Linked DNA regions of Homo sapiens: region 1 is linked to region 2. The links are chromatin loops, found by intact Hi-C in ENCODE. Cell type or tissue: IMR-90. All regions are shown on one strand. Links, peaks and the distances in the headings refer to the core of each region. The heading gives the core; the rest is flanking DNA. Region 1 overlaps WDR3 (WD repeat domain 3). Region 2 overlaps SPAG17 (sperm associated antigen 17).

Region 1 (2,922 bases), core at 317-2,816, 180 kb after region 2:
AAATGTCAACCTGTTCTGACTTTATTTGATACATCCTCCAAAATGGCATGTTTAGTAAAAAAAAATGCATATTAATAGCATATTCTCACTTTAAATTATAATTTCAGAAATATAGGATGATGTAAACGTAAGTTCATCTTAAATAAAGTCACATTTGTCTTTATCAGTGCATCATCTGACTGCTTTAACACCCCTTTTACTTCATACTTCACTCAGCAAATTTTGAGTTCCTCCCATATGCCATTTAAAGTGGTCAGGGCGCAGAGGATGTTAAAAATGAGTAAGACACGTAAGCAGCTTACAGAGCCAGGCACATAGTGGGTACTCAAGAGAGGTGTGATTGAATGACAGAATGAAGTGAGTTAGTCTGGCAGATGTATGACCCATTCATCACAGATGCGAAGAGTGCATAGGCCTGTGAGAACAGTGCACAAAAGTATCCAGTCCTGTTAACAAGCACCCAATGCTCCCTGAGTCTGAAGCTCTTAAAGCAGCCCCAGTTATAGGCTCACACAGAAGGGTTGGTTTGGTGTAGCACCAAGTCAGTTGGCTTCTTGTCACGACTATGCCATCAAGCAGTTCAGTTAATGCTCTGAGCCTTGTTTTCCTCATCTGTAAAGTTCAGACCAGATTATTTCTTAGCCCCTTCTAGCTGTAATATGCTCTATAGAAAACAGTATTATACAGGCTGAAACTCCAAACAGAAACATTTTGGGATTATATCCACTAATTCATGAGTACTCTCCTGAAGTAATTCATCACTGTACTGTGTCAAGATTTCAGAACCTTCACAACATAAAGCAAAAGACAAAAATCAAAACAAGCCCTTCTTCCACTGTTCTGGGAAGTTAGCAAATCTCATTTTAATTTAAAGTAGGGATTATGCCAAAAGCCAAAATGGCTGTTGGATCAACTTTTATAGGTACTAAAAACCCAGCACGTAGTCTTTGAAGCTCACTCTATACCATAAGGTTTTTTTAGTTTATTTTTTTAAGTTTTTGATAGTAGGTTTTGGCTCTGGCAAAAAAAATATAATCTGTAGACTTCCCCATATGTAAATCTAACCACCGTTCAGCTTGGTTAGTTGCCAACACTAAATGAATCTGCTCAAAGCCTGGGCAAACCTGTATGATGGCAGTATTCCAGCTCTCTTCATGCTGAATTTCATCATTACCCAGCCCTGCTCCAACTGCTGGACTTGGAGGAGAAGGGTCTGCTGCTGGATATCCTCCAGTATGCATATGCTCACAAGTACATTGTTGAAAAAACTGTGAAACATTTTCCAATTCTACTATTTATAAAACTATATTGAAGAAAACATTCCATTTGTATCTAATTGCTTTTCATGTGGTAGTTTCAGATTTATTTTTTTCTAGATAACTGTTCCCAAGTCTGCTTTTTAACCCACCTCCTGGAGAGGCAACTTAGAAACATAAATAGCTCTCTCTTTGCTGGCTAGTGTTCTTTTCAAAGAACAAGGCAAGACGCCCATGCCTTGCTGTGTTCCTTCTTCCTTCTGTATCAGGTTTCTTCTTTGTTGGTGCAATCCTCTTCCACGGGTTTTCAAACTAAGCAGTTGGGCATTTAAACTAATTTTATCTCCCTCTACTGGTTTCATTATTTTATGCATCCTGCATTAGGAATACCCTAAAGTCACATTTGTCCAACCCATGGCCCAGGACGGCTTTGAATGCAGCCCAACACAAATTCCTAAACTTTCTTAAAACATGATGAGATTTTTTTGCGATTTTTTTTTAAACTCATCACCTGTCGTTATTGTTAGTATATTTTGTGTGTGGCCCAAGACAATACTTCTTCTTCTAATGTGGCCCAGGGAAGCCAAAATATTGGACACCCCTGCAAGGAACAGGGTAGGAAAGTTATGGTAGTCACCAAGTCTGTTAGATGAATTTTTTTTTTTTTTTTTTTTTTTGAGATGGAGTTTTGCCCTGTCACCAGACTGGAGTGCAGTGGCGCGATCTCGGCTCACTGAAACCTCTGCCTCCTGGGTTCAAGCAATTCTCCTGCGTTCAAGCAATTCTCCTGCCTCAGCCTCCTGATTTATATTTATATTAGATTAAATTTATCTTTGTCTGCAGTAGCCGCTATTGCAGATTTCACTACTGAAAGTCACTACCGACATTCAAAAACTAGCACAATTAGGAGTATTGCAAAATTTTGCCTTCAGTTCCACTTCCAATAACCTGGCATTTAGCTTCCTTATGCTTTTTCCTAAATAGCACCTGGTTTGCCCCTTCAACAATTTACCCTGGCTCCCCTTTACTTAATGGAATTCTACCTTCATTATGAAGTAATTCCGCTAAATGCTTATAATAACTACCATTTGTTAGTGCCAAATTTATAGATGAAGAAACCAAAGGTAAGAGAGTTTAAGTAACTTGCTCAAATTCATATTATTAAAAGCAAGGTTTGAACTCAGAGTTGTCTGGTCCTAAAGCTACCTTGTGTCTTATAGGTGGCAGCTGGTATGCAGACAGAACTGAATATAGAGTTATTTGCCACAGCTGTTGGAGAGGATGGGGCCAAGGGATCAGCACACATCTCTCACAATATCGAGATTATGACAGAGCATGAGGTTCTGTTCCTACCTGTGGAAGCAAATATCCTTTAAAGTTCAACTTGAGTAATCATATATAGTGCAGAAATTACACGAGTGAGGAAAACATGGAAGTCAAAATGCATCTCTACTTTATTAATTCTATCTTCAAAATCAGAGTTAAATTTATTAAGACAAAGAGCATCTTCATTCATCTTTGAAAGCACCTAGCCAAATCTAAAAAAATACCTGACACATAGTATATGTGCAGTAACTTCAGATTGAATAAATGTAAATGTTATTGGCTATCTACGGAATATCAGACAGAATAATAAAACAGCAAGTATCTATCACAAAAAAATTAT
Region 2 (2,922 bases), core at 245-2,744:
AGGCATTCTGACTTGGATGTGGGATAGCACAAGATTACAAACCCAGAGTTAAGTTAGAAAGCCATTCCTCTCCAATATGTGCTGAGACTCTTGGTTGCATATTCTTCACTCAGGGGGTCCATTTCACATCTGGCTCTACCACATTCTTCCAGTGGAGCATTTGGGCAATAAGCCTCCCACACTCGCTCACATACACTCTTCTGAATGGTTCCAGAAGAAAAGAGAAGGTGGGTGGAGTGCCATGGAGACTGAACCTGAGGTGCACCAGACATTCATTAATGCCAGTCGCTGAAGCAAAACTAATAAAGACCATAAAACAAATTCAGGCTCCTTGTCAGCATCAGCCAAGGACAGGTTGCACATCTGGAGAAGAGGGGAATATTTCCCATCTCAGTCCCTTCACATTTAGGACCTGCTCAAGCACTCTGCTACCTAGTACCTCTCATCCCAAGACAATTGAAAAGTCACTGGCAACCCCTGCAGAGCTGCATGGTAGTTGCGAGTGGTGGCCATGGAATAGGCCCAGAAAGTCTCTTGGGACTTCTGGACCTTTGAGACATGTGGACAGTGTGCTCATGAATCTATTTCTGTTTAGAATCTTGCATGGTTGTACCAACTAGTGAGAGGTGAAGCTGCCTAGGCTTCTGGGTCGGGTGGGGACTTGGAGAACTTTTCTGTCTAGCTAGAGGATTGTAAATGCACCAATCAGTGCTCTGTGTCTAGCTAGAGGATTGTAAATGCATCAATCAGCATTCTGTAAAAATGGGCCAATCAGCACTCTGTAAAATGGACCAATCAGCAGTCTGTAAAATGGACCAATCAGCGCTCTGTAAAGTGGACCAATCAGCAGGATGTGGGCAGGGCCAAATAAGGGAATAAAAGCTGGCCACCTGAGCTAGCACCTTGCAGCAGGTTCGTGTACCCTTGCCGAGTGTGGAGGATTTGTTTTTTCGCTCTTTGTGACAACTCTTGCTGTTGCTCAGTGTTTGGATCTGCACCAACTTTAAGAGCTGTAACACCACGAAGTCAGTGGCTTCATTCTTTGAAGTCAGTGAGACGAGGAACCCACTGGAAGGAATCAACTCCAGACACACTAGGACACTTGATAGTGGTAAACTCCTGAGGAGCGAAAGTCTTGCAACATCCCATTTCTCAAAGGAAACTCTGCACTGTGGGAGAAGAGATAAAAGATAATCTAACAAATTCCTTTTGTTACATGGTAACTTTTTAGAAACCTCCATTTTGGAGATAAGGAACTCACGATATAACAGCCATGCATTTAAACACCTGTATTTACTTCTACTTGTAGGGTACTCTCGTTAGCTTTAAATCAAAGCCTAGTTATTCTTATTTTAAACACAATTTTAATCAATTAGGCTTTCTGGTTTCCTAGCCTGTGGTTGATTAGAAGCAGCAAACTAAAGTGAGACTTCTGTATAGTATACTTCATCCATGAGTAGTAAAATAGTGTCAGAGCCACATTGCATATTTCCAATAATGACTCCAAATGTCTGGGCTAGCAAAGACCACATTCCTAAGTGATTTGCTCAAGTTTTCATTTGGATGGCATGGTGTTGTGTACACACAGCCTCATTATGAGATTGTGTAATTTCCCCTGAAACCTTAGAATTTCATCTAGCCATGGCATTGTATATATGAAAGTCTTTATTTATAAACCATAGTTCTTTGAAAAGCTGCTTAGATTTGTGCTAATGTAATTCTGTAGAGACGTAGCTGCAGCTCATTTGTTCATTCACATTCTCTTTTTGGAAAGCATGTTTTGCTCTACTAGGAACTGTTTCAAGAACTCATGTGGGAATGAGAACAGAATATTATTATTTGTGTATATTCTCAGGAATGTTGGCTACTGCTTTATCATCTCATTATTATTTAATAATGAGGATGAAGATGAACCCATGCACTGGCATATAAGCACCATTTCCCACATGTGAATCCTACTTGAGGATATGGACACATTTGAAAATATACGCTTATTGCCTGCATTATATAGTAGCCGGTTTTACCGAATATTAACAAACATACTCGTTAAAGCACTAGTGCCAGGCACTATCAGACGATGAAGAGAGAGGAAGGAATATTAATATTATAAAGACTCTAACCTCAAGAAGCAAAGACTCTAACCTCAGGAAGCTTAAGAACAAGCTAGAGAGAAAAAAGGACAAAATGTATATGGACATAAGCCTGGCGCGTGGTAGGCATTCAATAATAGTTGCTGCGTAAGTGAATAACACAATGCAGAAAATAGTGAAGTTCTTGAGAGACAGGTAAAGTGTATAAGAATTCAAAGGAAGATGAGATTATCATTAGCTGGGGTAGTTGGCAGGGAGGGGTGAGACCCAGAGACATTTTTGTGGAAACATTGCCATTTGAAAGGAAAGGTCCTGATAGTTTTGATCTTTTACATATATTACATCAGTTAGCCCACATCACAATTCTAAAAGGAAAGATAAAATCTCCATTGTGTGCACGGGGAAATGGAGGCATAGAGAAGGTAGGAAGTCTGCTCACTAGCAAAATGAAGAATTTGGATTTAACCAAAGGTAAACCTATAGCACCAAGTTTTTCTACTTTATCACCAACCAAGTAATCTTTCACTGGTCTACCCCTTGGATAGGTAGATCTTGACTTTCAAATGTGGAAGAGGGCATTCTAAGAAAAGGGAATAGCTCAAGCAAGGCCATAGGAATGAGAGAAGACCGAATTAATGTGTACTACATTTGTAGTTATATGGTATAATATATGCTAAATAGGAAAGATGAATTCCGTACATATTTTGATGGCAACTTTAAAATCCTAAAGATGGAAATCTATGAGGAAACATTTCAAACACTGGAAAAAGTACATGGTTTAGATTCATGCCTGAACTTAAGTATACTTGCTACCTATGCACAAATAATTTTC

What was found. A loop is a pair of places that touch in the nucleus more often than their neighbours do. Peaks named below come from ENCODE experiments on the same cell type or tissue, not always from the same donor. Only the 100,000 strongest peaks of a DNase experiment are listed, where the experiment ranks them.
Region 1: a loop joins it to region 2, with 3 times the contacts of the local background. A loop is called at or near these places in 1 of 110 quality-filtered maps.

Annotation. Positions count from the first base shown.
Region 1 is chr1:117,966,308-117,969,229 of GRCh38, reverse strand. It overlaps WDR3 (WD repeat domain 3), which reads right to left. Exons shown (of 27, transcript NM_006784.3): 27 at 2,687-2,922. SPAG17 (sperm associated antigen 17) reads left to right here. Exons shown (of 49, transcript NM_206996.4): 47 at 2,477-2,621. Among named protein-coding and RNA genes, the nearest start is that of WDR3, 38 kb to the right of the region's middle. In IMR-90, for the core only: a CTCF peak has its summit at 1,594 (motif pointing left); a DNase peak (open chromatin) is centred at 1,539.
Region 2 is chr1:118,146,387-118,149,308 of GRCh38, reverse strand. All of the region lies in intron 3 of SPAG17 (sperm associated antigen 17), which reads left to right. Among named protein-coding and RNA genes, the nearest start is that of SPAG17, 37 kb to the left of the region's middle. In IMR-90, for the core only: no CTCF peak of the experiment used is centred there; a DNase peak (open chromatin) is centred at 1,588; H3K27ac peaks cover 335 bases.